Regions from separate parts of the Mus musculus genome. Here all the other regions are linked to region 2. Evidence: chromatin contacts called from ENCODE Hi-C or POLR2A ChIA-PET data. All regions are on one chromosome and are shown on one strand. Each heading gives the region's core, a stretch centred on a gene start or an enhancer-like site at or near the end of the contact. The rest is flanking DNA. Distances are from core to core; before and after follow the strand shown. Region 1 holds the start of Clp1 (CLP1, cleavage and polyadenylation factor I subunit). Region 2 holds the start of Serping1 (serine (or cysteine) peptidase inhibitor, clade G, member 1). Region 3 overlaps Ube2l6 (ubiquitin-conjugating enzyme E2L 6).

Evidence for each region. A loop is a pair of places that touch in the nucleus more often than their neighbours do. ChIA-PET counts read pairs that join two places held with the same protein, here RNA polymerase II (POLR2A).
Region 1: POLR2A ChIA-PET joins it to region 2 with 10 read pairs in embryonic stem cell. The contact joins the promoter of Clp1 here to the promoter of Serping1 in region 2. POLR2A ChIA-PET finds 5 or more read pairs at or near these places in 3 of 5 experiments (Patski and embryonic stem cell).
Region 3: POLR2A ChIA-PET joins it to region 2 with 10 read pairs in embryonic stem cell. The contact joins the enhancer-like site here to the promoter of Serping1 in region 2. A Hi-C loop is called at or near these places in 1 of 37 maps with a recorded cell type or tissue (heart). POLR2A ChIA-PET finds 5 or more read pairs at or near these places in 3 of 5 experiments (all embryonic stem cell).

Annotation. Positions count from the first base shown.
Region 1 is chr2:84,725,427-84,729,838 of GRCm38, reverse strand. Clp1 (CLP1, cleavage and polyadenylation factor I subunit) reads left to right here and starts at 2,552. Exons shown (of 3, transcript NM_133840.3): 1 at 2,552-2,676; 2 at 3,683-4,310. The coding sequence starts at 3,705.
Region 2 is chr2:84,773,469-84,778,049 of GRCm38, reverse strand. It overlaps Serping1 (serine (or cysteine) peptidase inhibitor, clade G, member 1), which reads left to right and starts at 2,621. Exons shown (of 8, transcript NM_009776.3): 1 at 2,621-2,687; 2 at 3,236-3,310; 3 at 4,406-4,581. The coding sequence starts at 3,260.
Region 3 is chr2:84,808,528-84,812,572 of GRCm38, reverse strand. It overlaps Ube2l6 (ubiquitin-conjugating enzyme E2L 6), which reads right to left. Exons shown (of 4, transcript NM_019949.2): 4 at 2,570-3,568. The coding sequence ends at 3,417. Smtnl1 (smoothelin-like 1) reads left to right here. Exons shown (of 8, transcript NM_024230.2): 8 at 1,034-1,397. The coding sequence ends at 1,178. Among named protein-coding and RNA genes, the nearest start is that of Ube2l6, 12 kb to the right of the region's middle. Within about 2 kb of position 1,577, at least 1 of the 3 ENCODE cell types and tissues checked has a DNase peak (open chromatin) inside an H3K27ac peak, as active enhancers do; it is heart, where a contact is called at or near this core.

The DNA of each region.
Region 1 (4,412 bases), core at 1,303-3,802, 48 kb after region 2:
TGGTCCACATATATACACACAGGCAAAACACTCACACACATACATCTTAAAAAAGAAACCCAGAAAACCTGTAAAATGGAGGTTACAGTTATAACTACAACATAGGATTCTACCTGGGATTAAATGAATATATACCCATACAGCCATGGAACAACACCTAACAGCTAACACTGTGTAATTGTTTGCCCATTATTAGAAACTGATCCGGCCCCCTAAGCTCTTGGTTTAAATGTTTTAGTTATGATTCTCTCGTTGCTATAATCAAATGTTTGACAAAAAGCAACTGAAAGGAGGTTTTTATCTTGATGAATGGTTCGGGAGACAGAGTCAGTCAACACGGGGAAGACATGGCAGTGGCAATGGCATGCAGCTATGGTGGTGAAAACTTGCTTACGTCTGGCCAGATCAGGAAGTAGACAGAGAGGAATGTGGGTCCTTTTTTTGTTTTGTTTTGTTTTGTTTTGTTTTTCGAGACAGGGTTTCTCTGTGTAGCCCTGGCTATCCTGGAACTCACTCTGTAGACTAAGCTGGCCTCGAACTCAGAAATCCACCTGCTTCTGCCTCCCAAGTGCTGGGATTAAAGGCGTGCACCACCACCACCACCCGGCTGGAATGTAGGTCCTTAAGTGGCCTTTCCTTTTCCTCTTCTGATTCAGTCCAGGACCTCAGGCCATGAAATGGAGCTGTCCACATTCAAGGCAAATCTTCCTCTTCAGTTGCATTTTTCTGAAATCCTTTCACAGATACACCCAAAGTTGCACCACCCTTGGTGTCCAAGGACTGATTCAATTAAGTTGGCAAAAGAAATGAACCCTTGCCAGGCGTGGTGGCATACGCCTTTAATCCCAGCACTTGGGAGGCAGAGACAGGAGGATTTCTGAGTTCAAGGTCAGCCTGGTCTACAGAGTGAGTTCCAGGACAGCCAGGGCTACACAGAAACCCTGTCTCGAAAAACCAAAAAAAAAAAAGAAATGAACCATCAAAAAAAAAAAAAAAAAGAAAAAAAAAAAGAAAAAAAAAAAGATCTACCTTTAAGCCTTTAAATCCACCTTTAATGTTTTTAAATCCAGTACTCTGGGGGCAGAGGCAAGTGGATCTCTGTTTGAGGCCAGTCTGGTGTATGTAGTGAGTTCCAAGACAGCCAGAACAGTGAAGACACTGTCTTAAAACAGCAGCAGCAGTAGTAGCAACAAAAACAACAAAAGTCTACCTCTACTAATAACTGAGTTCTTGAGCAAATGTCACTGATTAGCCTAGTTTTCTCCTCAGATGAAATTGGAGATGTTATACCTACCTGGGTTTGTTGGGTATTTTTTTTTTTTTGTTTTTTTGTTTTTTTTTCGAGACAGGGTTTCTCTGTATAGCCCTGGTTGTCCTAGAACTCACTTTGTAGACCAGGCTGGCCTTGAACTCAGAAATCCGACTGCCTCTGCCTTCCAAGTGCTGGGATTAAAGGCGTGCGCCACCACTGCCCGGCTTGTTGGGTACAGTGACACAGACACCTGGAACTACTTTGAAAAATGTATAAACAGATATTATAGTCTCCCCAGTCTATAATAAAAACTTAAGGCTAACATCAGATACTTTCTATATTATAGGCATTGTGCTTAGCACATATGTCTCATCTAATCTTCAAAACAACTTTAGGAGGTTGAATACTGTTATTATTCCCATTTTATAGACAAGAGATGTCTCAGGGAAAGGGAGCCTGTCAGGCAGTAAAATAATATAAGTTTCCAAAGGCCATACTCATGAAGTGGATTATAGGCGTGGAACCAGTTAGCAGTGGTGTCAACGATTTTGAATAACTGTCAGATGTGCATAGAGAAACAGTTTAGAATCTGGCAGAAGTTGTTGGATAATGACTGATTCATAAGATAAACGAAAGAAATCATAGGACTTTTATTCTATATTTACTAAAGTAAAAAAATCAGCCTGGTTATTGGCTTAAGTCTGTAAATCCCAGAAGTCAGATCAGAGGCAGGAGAATCTCATGGAGTGCCAGGTTGGCACCTTGAGCATACAGAGGAGGTGGGGGTGGGGGCAGGGAGAGAGGGAGAATTACACTTTGTTTCTTCTATGTGCCAGTTCCGCATAGACTCAAATGGGTACTGCTTGACCTGATGTGTGTGTGTTCGCGTGCGCGTGCGCGTGTTTCTGCCACTTTCCAGCTGCCTGGGTCTCCGGCTTAGGCTAACTTCCCCACTTTTTGGCTTGTGGTCTAGTCGAGCAGAGCTCTGATCTAGACAGTGATGCAATGCCTCTCCCTTTCTGGTCGCCCTTAGCTTTCCTGGACAGCAGATAGGGAGAGACCCTATAACCACCTCCCTCCCGAGGGCGAACCAGCAACTTCTCCTCTCCGCCTCCGGTCGTCTTCCCACACAAAGTGACGGCGCTGCCCCGCCCACCTCCGCGGGTCACCGAACAATCCTTGAACTATATTTCCCAGAGGGCCAAGCGGCGACGCGCGCTCACTCACTCCAAACTACAGGTCCCAAGATGCATCACGCGATCGCGTCTTCTACTACTGCGCAATTGCGGAACCGCCTTTGCTTTCCGGCTAGTATTTAGGTGAACGTTATTCGTGGTTTGCTGAGGTCCGAGGTTTGCTGAGGTCGGAGGTTTCCAGAGGTCCCAGGTTTCTGTGAAGCTGGTTTTGAGTCCGTGCCCGTATAGGTAAGGCTTAAGGATCCCAATTACCTTTGAGAAGCCCCGGCAGATTTTGGTGTCGGAGCTAACTAGACCCAGAATTGTGGTTCAGAATTAGAAATAGTAATTTAAATTTCTTTGGTAGTTTGTTGTTTGTTTGTTGTTGTTATTTCGAGACAGGGTTTCTATGTGTAACCCTGGCTGTCCTGGAACTCAGAAATCCACCTGCCTCTGCCTCCGCCTTTCAAGTGCAAGGACTAAAAGGCGTGTGCCACCACTGCCCGGCAGTAGTTTCTAATTTACAATGTTTTGTTTTTCCAACTGTGGTCCTTGTTATTCCCGGCCCAGCACCGTTACAAGAGGACGTGTAAAAGCCCACCATATAGCAGCTGGGGAGTTGGTTCAGGTATTAAGTCGTTGGATTATAGTAAGTAACTACTAGTAGTCCCAGAGTTGGACATGCAACTGTTTTCTGAGTCTGCACCCAGTGTCCTGTTCTTTGCATACGATTCAGAGCTTGTTTCGTGTTGGCTAAGGGAGCTGGACAATGGGCATGTGTTACTTTGTTTTCCAATAGAGTGATGGAGGAAAGACTATGCAATTCAAATCTCCTGTTAGTTACATCGGTAGGTAGTTTTCTTTTTATGTCCTAGTCATTCACTCTTACTTTTTGTTGAGGTGTGTTACTATTCCACCTACCAGAGGCCCAGGAGCAAACAAAAATACCTTTACTGCTGGATAGTGGAGGCGCACGTGTTTAATCCCAGCACTTGGGAGGCAGAGGCAGGTGGATTTCTGAGTTCCAGGGCAGCCTGGTCTACAGAGCATTCCGGGACAGCTAGGGCTACACAGAGAAACAAACAAAACAAAACAAAACACCTTTAGCTTCTGGTTGTGGAGAGACTGGCTGTAAACAGTGAGTCTGGCAGCAATAAGAACTGCAGAAAAAGATAAAGGGACTAAACCAGTGGAAGATTTTTTTGAATAGTGGCCTGATGTGGTGATTTAATCAAATGTTTAATTTGGGTCCTAGGCACGTCAGCTTTACTGGAAAGATGAGCGAGGAATCCAATGATGACAAGAAGCCAACGACTAAGTTTGAACTAGAGCGAGAAACAGAGCTTCGATTTGAGGTGGAGGCCTCTCAATCGGTTCAGTTGGAGTTGTTGGCTGGCATGGCGGAGATCTTTGGCACAGAGCTGACCAGAAACAAGAAATTCACTTTTGATGCTGGTGCCAAGGTGGCTGTTTTCACTTGGCATGGCTGTTCTCTGCAGTTGAGTGGCCGGACTGAGGTGGCTTATGTCTCTAAGGACACCCCTATGTTGCTTTACCTCAACACTCATACAGCCTTGGAGCAGATGCGGAGGCAGGCAGAAAAGGAAGAAGAGAGAGGTCCCCGAGTGATGGTAGTAGGTCCTACTGATGTGGGCAAGTCCACTGTGTGTCGACTGCTACTCAACTACGCAGTGCGTTTGGGCCGCCGTCCTACTTACGTGGAGTTAGATGTAGGCCAGGGCTCTGTGTCCATCCCTGGTACCATGGGGGCCCTGTACATTGAGCGTCCAGCAGATGTGGAAGAAGGTTTCTCCATCCAGGCCCCTCTTGTGTATCATTTTGGCTCCACCACGCCTGGCACCAACATCAAGCTTTACAATAAGGTCAGAACTGGAATTTAAGAGGGGGTGGAGGGAAAAGTTACAATCAGGGTAGGAAGTAGGGAACTTTGTTACTTAGAACTGCAAAATTTTCCTTTTGAATAT
Region 2 (4,581 bases), core at 1,372-3,871:
TGACACACACAAGAAAAAGAAATTTTTTTTACAAAGAAAAGGAAAGTTTTTCTAATGTTTTTTCCATTGTATGCCCTGTATCTACCTGTTAGTATTTCCTTTAGGCTTTGCCCGTTACCTAGCAACAGCCAGGTAAGAGGTTACCTAGCAACAGCCAGGTAAGAGCCTGGCTCACATAAAAGAGCCGCTGGCTAGCTTGCTATATTTTGCTCTTTCCATTCTCTCTCTCTCTCTCTCTCTCTCTCTCTCTCTCTCTCTCTCTCTCTCTCTCTCTCTCTCTCTCTCCATCTACTCTCTCCCTCTCTTCCTCACGTTCCATGGCCAGCCTCTTCTCTTCTTTCTCTCTCCTTTTGTCCTTCTCTGTCCCCCTCCCTTCTCTGCCCCTACCCTCTCCTCCAGGTCCCACATAAACTCTCTTTTTATATTAAGCCTATTGTTCAGCTGGTTTGTCAGAAGGAAAGCTCCAGCGTGGGCCTGACCAGGCGCTGCCTTCTGTGGCATCACTGCTGCCATTTTATAAAACACTGCACTACCTTTGATGTATGGAGTCTCACCCTCAAGACACCGTTTCCATTGCACAAAGAGTACAGTTTCTCTTCTGCGGCACTGATCTCCTTAACAATTATCATCTCTTTGTGTACAGCCGATTTGCCTGCTACTTTAAACAATCCACACTCCTTTCCTAGCCATATTGGATTCCTATCTTTCTGCCAGTCTTTATGCTCCTGATTCTGTCTCTAAAGTTCTCCTACCAATATGCTAGTCTATTACTTTTCAATCCAATCGCACCCCAAATTTCAGGACTCGAACAGAGCATGGCCAAATTCTTTGCTGGATTGGATGTAGTCCATTTCTCAATAGAATCCTTATTGCTACCAGAAACCTCATGATCTGTCTACATGTTGGTTGGTGTTTAGTCTTCCAAACCTTCACCAAAATAGCCCATTAAGTAGCATTTATAATATTGTAACATTTCCCTCACCTTCACTTCCTAATTCCTCCTTATCCTCTCCACAAACTAGTTCCAAAGGCCTCCATAGCACAAGAATAAATTTGGTTAAGAAATTATCTTACTCTGAAACCAATTTTCTATACTAGTTATGTCAAGTCTCTGTGACCAAAATGCCTGACATAGGCAACTTCAGAGCTAAAATGTCAAGTCTGCTTCATAGTATCAGAGGGATTCAGTGCCTCATTAAAATACAAATAATAAATACCTCATTTAAGATGTGATCAATGTTAGTACTTACTTCCTGGGTGTTATGAGAGTTAATGGCAGGGCAAACACAAAGATGTAATAACTCAATGAATGTATTGACTTTTAGTGTAGCTCACCCACTTCCCAGAATCCTCAGCTCCTCATGCCTCAAGGCCATCAGTTGGAGCCTGGGGTACAAAGTAGAATTTGCCTGCAGCTCTGAGATTATGGAAACTCCCTACAGTTTAGCAGCTCCTGGAGTGGTTACAGAAAATGAAGCAGCCGGGCGTGGTGGCGCACGACTTTAATCCCAGCACTCGGGAGGCAGAGGCAGGCAGATTTCTGAGTTCAAGGCCAGCCTGGTCTACAGAGTGAGTTCCAGGACAGCCAGGGCTATACAGAGAAACCCTGTCTCGAAAAACCAAAAAAAAAAAAAAAGCACAGAGCGAGGTAGAAGACTTTTCTAAGGTCCGAGGGAAGATATGAATGCTCTCCTCTCCTTGAGTATCGGATCTCCAGCTACAAACAAACTTTCCCGAAAGAGGCGAAGGCAGGAAGGGTCAGGCCTACAGTTAGACAGTCGCAGAACTTCACAAGCTACAGCGCGTTTCCAGGGAGAACAGCCTGCTTTTGCAGAAGACGTTTGATCCAAAAAAAAAATTCAGACTGCTCAGTCAAATTTGAATTTTAGATACAAAACAAATGGCAAAAAGTTTTATCACCAGCATATTACAAGATTGCATGGAATTTACTTAAAATTCAAGTCTAACTGGGCTCCTCCTTGCCAGGGTCTCCCACAATAGGCCTATGGTGACAACTCAACCACAAAGACATGTACCTCAGAATTTGGTCTTTTGGTTTGGGGGCTGGTTTGGGGTTAATGTTCTGTTTCGGTTGTTGGTTTTTGTGGTTGTTTTGCTTTGTTGTGCAACTAAGGGGTTGAAGCCAGGGCTCGGCTGGAAACTGGAGCCGGTGATTACGTGTAGGAATGGGGAAGATCCAGCAGCCATTAGGTTTTTAGGAGATTCGGGCCCAAGGCTGGCATATCTCCAAATGAGAGCAATGGAAGGCCATTTAACTACTTCTAAGGCTTGGCCTATTTCTAAAGGCTTGCTTTACCCATTAATCTCAAAAAGCTCATCCATTGTCAAACCTTAGGCACGTTGTGTGCTTCTTCTGCCTTTATCTTGATCCACAAAACACTAAGATCACTAAGAGCGTCACTCAAGCTTCCTTATCCCAACCGGTCACATCCTACCCCATTCCAAGAGGAACTCCGGGCTAACTGGCCCACAGTTCGAGACTCGTCCCATCCGTCCCATCCGGATTTACAGGAACTCACACTAGCAATCAATCATCCTTAATTTTTAACTGGGCTGTGTCCTAAACCAGCCAATAGCTGAGAGTGCCCCCCCCCCACACACTGATTCTCTGCGACTGTCTGCTCAGTCTGTCCTGAAGCTGCCTAGTGACCAAGAACTTGGACCAGGTTTGGTAATAGGGGGCTTTGGGAGGAACACAAAGTTAAAGAGGGCTTGGCAGGGAGATCTCCAGCCTCCTTATCCCGTTTGTTATTTCTGTAGTTTCCATACACTTGATTCTACTTGAGCTTTCCTCCTCCTCCTCCTCCTCCTCCTCCTCCTCCTCCTCCTCCTCCTCCTCCTCCTCCTCCTCCTCCTCCTCCCCCCTCCCCCTCCTCCTCCCTCAAAGCTGTGAGCTGTGCTGCCCAGCTCGCCCTGGCCTCCTCCTGCAGCCTCTGGCTTATTGTTCTGTTAAGCGGAGCAGGGAGATTGAACAGATGGGCCGAGACCTGGGCGTGAAGGGAGAGAAGGGCCAGCCGGTGCCGGGAAAGCGAAGCGGTTTGGGGAAAACAAAACAGAGGGCGGAGACAGAGAGAAGGTTGCCCCAGAGGGAGGAGGAGAGAACACACCCTGGAAGGGTCGAGGCCTGGAATGGAATGGGGGCGGGCCCGGGAATGGGGTGGACCCCTGAGCTCCTAGGCTCCAAGGCTGGCTCTGAGGCTAACTGGCTTCGTAGGACGCAGCTGACATCGCTGCCCAGATGGCCTCCAGGCTGACCCCACTGACCCTCCTGCTGCTGCTGCTGGCTGGGGTAAGTGGTCCCCCTGTGAGGGGGTGGGGTGGGGGTAGGAGTGAGAATTAACTCTTCAGGTCTTGGTGAAGGAGGGAAGCCTCTCCAGGGAATCTTAAGTTCGAGTCTTGAACTAGCGTTAGACCAGGGTCTAGAGGGACTGGGTTGTCTATTGGAAGGTTCGTTAGCTGAATGACCTTGGGCAGGACCCTTTTCTGGGCTTCCTTAATCCACTATGTAAAAAGGAGAATACATAGACCCATCAGCCAGGCTTAGATGGGTCATAGAAGGGAAGATGAAGAACAAGCCCAAGTTGTGAAAAACAGACACCCTCCACCCCTGGTGCTGCTGTGATGGTCTCTTCTAAGCTAGGGTCTGTAGAAAGCGGGATGCAAGGAGGAAAGCTAGCAGACAGACCTGGACCCGCACCACGGTTAAGAACACTGTGGTCCCGGTAGCCAAGTAGGACAGGGATAACAAGTCAACTAATGAAAACTGTGAGCGCTTGCTTACGGTGGATGAGCAGTGGACTATGCTGGAAGCTGGCATCCTGGGTGACACTGGGTAAGGAGCTAGTTAGCACATAACGTCTAGTTAAGCAAGGGATCTGGATTTTACACACTTTCCTTCCCACTTCTGAATATACTGCCACATAAGGAGATTCTCCTGTCTCCACTTCCCAAAGGCCCAGAAGACAGGGGTTACCTAGCCCCCACTGTCTCTTCCTTTCCTTTTGGAATACTAATTGTTTTCAGTTCCCACTGGTGCACTGCATTCACTCTTGGAAAATCCACAGTCCTAAAATAAGACTCACAATTGCACTAGTCTGGCAAGTGAGTCAAAACAAATTGATATTTACAAGAAAACAGCTACTTGCACGGCGGTCACTGGACACAGATAACTGATAACCAAAATCAGAATTGCCTCGTATCTCCTGCAGAGAATTCCCCCAGCATTGCCTATTTCTGAAGGAATTGTGGGGTTGGTCCAAGGTTTCACCTGCCAGGTTATACCAGGAGCAACTGGGATGATATGTTCCAATCATCTCTTCTTGCTTGGAATGGTTGAGGGAACTGTGGCTCACCAGGAAATGAAACACTGCTTCTTGAACCACAGGATAGAGCCTTCTCAGATCCCGAAGCTACCAGCCACAGCACCCAGGATCCACTGGAGGCTCAAGCGAAAAGCAGAGAGAGCTTCCCTGAAAGAGATGACTCCTGGAGTCCCCCAGAGCCTACAGTACTGCCCTCTACCTGGCCAACAACCAGTGTAGCCATCACAATAACAAATGA
Region 3 (4,045 bases), core at 328-2,827, 36 kb before region 2:
GAGTAGCCAGTCCAAAGCCCCAGCGGGCTTCATCAGTTACTCTTGAGGGAGCCCTGCTCTGTTCCGGGCTCCAGAGACATAAAAGGTTTGCTTTCCCAGTGTTAGGGGGACAGCACTAGCCCACAGCCATGGACTGAGGTGTGGATGCGGTGAGTTTGTCCCATTCTTCAAAACTCTCCGATCTGTGCCCCTCCCCCAGCTCCCATGCCAGTGGCTTGGATTTCAGCCCAGCTGTGGCAGCCCCAAGAGAAGATTTCCACTGGGGCCTTCTTGCTCCCATTGCTAGCACCCATGGTTGACTGGCCTCGGCAGCCCAGGCTGTGGAGACCTAGCATCCTCCGAGCCAAGCTGCCAAAGGCATTGGGCAGGCCTGGGTCAGAGCCCCAACTGTTACATTCTTTCACCTTGGGCAAAGCACCTAACCCTCTCAGCTCAGTTCCTCCTCTGCTTGTTAGTGATAAAGAGGAGTAACCGAGACCGTCATGCAGAACTAGCTGATAAGACACCTGGCACAGGGACAGGAGGCCCGAGCAGTGATTAGCCCAGCTTATCGGCCTCGGCAGAGCCCAGGGGTATCAAGTAGCCTCAAAGTACAGCTGATAGATTAGAAAATGAGGACTTGCTGGGTTCCCTGCAGTCCAGAAACACACCAAGCAGTCCTGCTTTGGGGCCTTTGCAAATCCTGTTTCTCCACCCGGCTTCCTTATTTACTCTTGAAACCCTCCGCAAGGACCCTATTAAAATTATCAGAAGCCCTCTCTAGCATTGAGTGGCCCTTTTCCACTATTCTTTTCTCCATAAGATCTCTCACCAATCTGATACACCCTCTGCTTCATGTATTTGATTACTGTTGGTAATCAAACAGGGTTTTGGCTATTCACTGCTAACAAGTAGAAGAGTGCCTGACACATAGTAGGTGCTTAATAAATAGATGATCTAATTGAATGAAACTGTTAGGGTTGCTGGACCCATTCATCTCCTTGGCTTCCTCTTCACCTTTGACCCTATGCTCCTCATTCCACCCTCCCCTCAGGAAACTAGCCGACTGTGCCCAGCTGCTGGAGGTGGATGACATGGTGCGGCTGGCAGTGCCCGATTCCAAGTGTGTCTACACCTACATCCAGGAGCTATACCGTAGCCTTGTGCAGAAAGGGCTGGTGAAGACGAAAAAGAAATGAATGGCAAAGCCATGCGGGAGGAGGAAGCGGAGCCCAGCTGCCAACCGTGGCCTCGGGGTGCTTTCGCACCACCAGACATAAAGCAGGTGACACCAGTATCAACCGCACCGAAAGTGCTTTTTCAAAATTCCTCTCATTCCTTGCTGCTCCCCGCACCCCAACCAGCCACACGTATGTTACAGGCGGTGGGCCAAAAATAAAAAGAAACCTGCATTTGGAGCCATGTGTGGCAGTTTGCCAGGTCTCTTTTGCTCTCTCCACTTCCTCCCACTGAGCGGGGAGTTGAGGAACGCCGACTTCTAGACAGGAAGTAGACAATCTCTCGAAATCTCACACAACTGTGCTTCTGGAGCCGGTCGGTGGGTGGCGCTCGAGAGACAGCCACTATTCTAAGTAACTGGTTTCCAACAAAATTGACCACTCCTACTCTGAAGTTTTGCCTTGTGTCCACTTGTTTCCACTGTATGGAAGCTCAGTCGGTGATAGTGGACTCGTCTGGCGTATATGAAGCTGTGGACTCATTGTCTAGCACCGGGGAAGGGAAATCAGACATGCTGCCAAGGATATAGAAAGAAATGCGGTCTCTGCTGATTGTCAGAAGGACGTACACAATCCACTAATGAGCTGTTGCCTTGCACAAAACAATGGTGTTCCCCCTGTAGACCTCTGGAAGGCCCACCTAAGGATGGCCTAATCAGGGCCAGCATTTCTTATACCGTATGGGGGAATAGCCACTAGATGCCGAGTCACACTCTTTGTTAGTCCCTAGCCAGCCTGCTTTCTGATGAAACACTTCATTCATGGGGCTCACAGGGTAAAAGGTGCAGGCCACCAAGCCACACAGGCAACCTTAGCCGAATCCTCAGAACCTTCCTAGTGGAAGGAGAAATTTATGTCTCCAAAAAACTGTTCTTTTACCTCTACTCCCAAGCCATGCTATGTTCGAACACTTCTACACAAACACACAAAATTATTTTTAATGTAACAAAAACTTTAAAAACAAACCCCCAAACCACCCCATCCTCTCATGGAAAACTTAGCTGAACTCTGGAATCTGTCTGTGAAGTTAATGGCAGACAAGCAGACACATTTTGTGGAGCACCCCTGGACAGGGGTTGGGGATACACAAATCCCAGCTTCAGGCCTGCCCCCCCCCCCCCGAAATGTAGCCAGTCAGGGAGCAAACAATTCAGAAACATGAAGTCCGACTTCTGGGTGGAGGTTAGACTCTTTATCTTGAGATTCATCAGTGGAAAATAAGATGTTTAACACTTAAATCTGGACATGCCTATGACAAGCGCCGTTGATCTTGAAAGACCCACAACGTGAGGACTCCCCCACGTTCTGACTCAGGAGGGGCGACACCCCAAAATCACCCACGAGAAACGGTCTTGCTGCAAATTGCAAGAGGATTTTTATTCAAGAGCGCTCTCGGGCCCACGGTCATACACCACGCAGGGGTAGAGGACCGTGGCGCCCCGAGTAGCTGAGTAAGGGGGTATTTAAAGGAAAAAAAACACAACTCAAGGAGGTGGGAAGGGCGTTGTTGGAAAATACCAAAAATACCAGATAAGAGTCACAAGGAAGTACAAAGTCACAGGTGTCACAAGGAATACCTGGTAATTGTTAACTCTCAAGACAGTTTCTAAGAGCCTCTAACAATAGCACATTTGCATTGCAGTATTCATTCAAAGAAAGTCAAGGTGACTTTCTTTGAATGAATACTCCTTGAACTCAGGAAGTGGGTGGGTGGAGGAATGTCACTATCTGTTTTATGATTAGCATACCTTGGAGCACTGAGTTTACTACTCTTTCAATCTCAATCACTCAACAGTAAATTTGGTACCTTCTGTAGGCTCTGCCTTCTGAGCAGAGTCCTGCCTTTCTCACCCCTTGGTGCCTGGGCCCTGGGGCATTCAATTTTCTGCCAATTGGCCTGAAAGGTGGCCTAAGACAGAGAGAGCTGGAAAGCAGGCCTGAAACTGTGTGTACCTAACTCCCACTGGCTCTGAAGCCAAGGAGGATGTGGGGATGGTACATCTACAGCCAGACAGCTCAGGGAAGGAGCACACATCACACAGGCCCCCCCACCTCCATCACATACATACACACCAGGTACAAGATTCATAATTAGCAACTACAAAGGAAAACTTAGGCACAGGGTGAGCTTCCCAAGGCCTCGGGCACCAGTCGGTGATATCCATCTGCTAAGCAGACGATCCAGGCTTCAGAACAGAATTAAGAGGGCCGGTCCACTCCGAATTTAAGGGTGAACTCTTCTGCCTTCTTCCTGAACATCTCCGGGTTCTGAGTCAGGAGGTCAGCAAGTTCCAGACGCACAGGCTCTTCCAGATTCGGTTTACTCACCAGCACATTGAGGGCCTCCAAGACTGGGGGAGAGGACAGAGAAGGGCATCAGGACCAAGGAGAACCATGGGAGGAGGTAAGGTCTACTCATCTCCAGATTCTCCTGAAGCCCCACAATCATCCTCAGAGTACCACAAGAGCATACCATCACTTAGGATGGCTCCACAGCCAAAGCAGGTGTCCCTCTCATTCTTGACGGGTGAGGTTGAAACCCTGACTCATCCTCTCCTTTTATACAGGGTCTTACTATGAAACCCAGGCTGCACTTGAAGCCAAGTTCCTCTGCCTCCCATGTGCTAGGATTACCAACGCGTGCCACCATACCTGTCCCATGGTGTTCAAACGACTATTTGCCGTGCTTCAAAGAAGCTCCCCGTGAGATGAACGGGATTCGTGATCCTCATTTTTACGCTTTCTTTTTTACTTATTCTTCCCTCATACAATACATCCAGACTGCAGCCTCCCATTTGTCCCGTCCACCCAGCCCCCCTACACGCCTT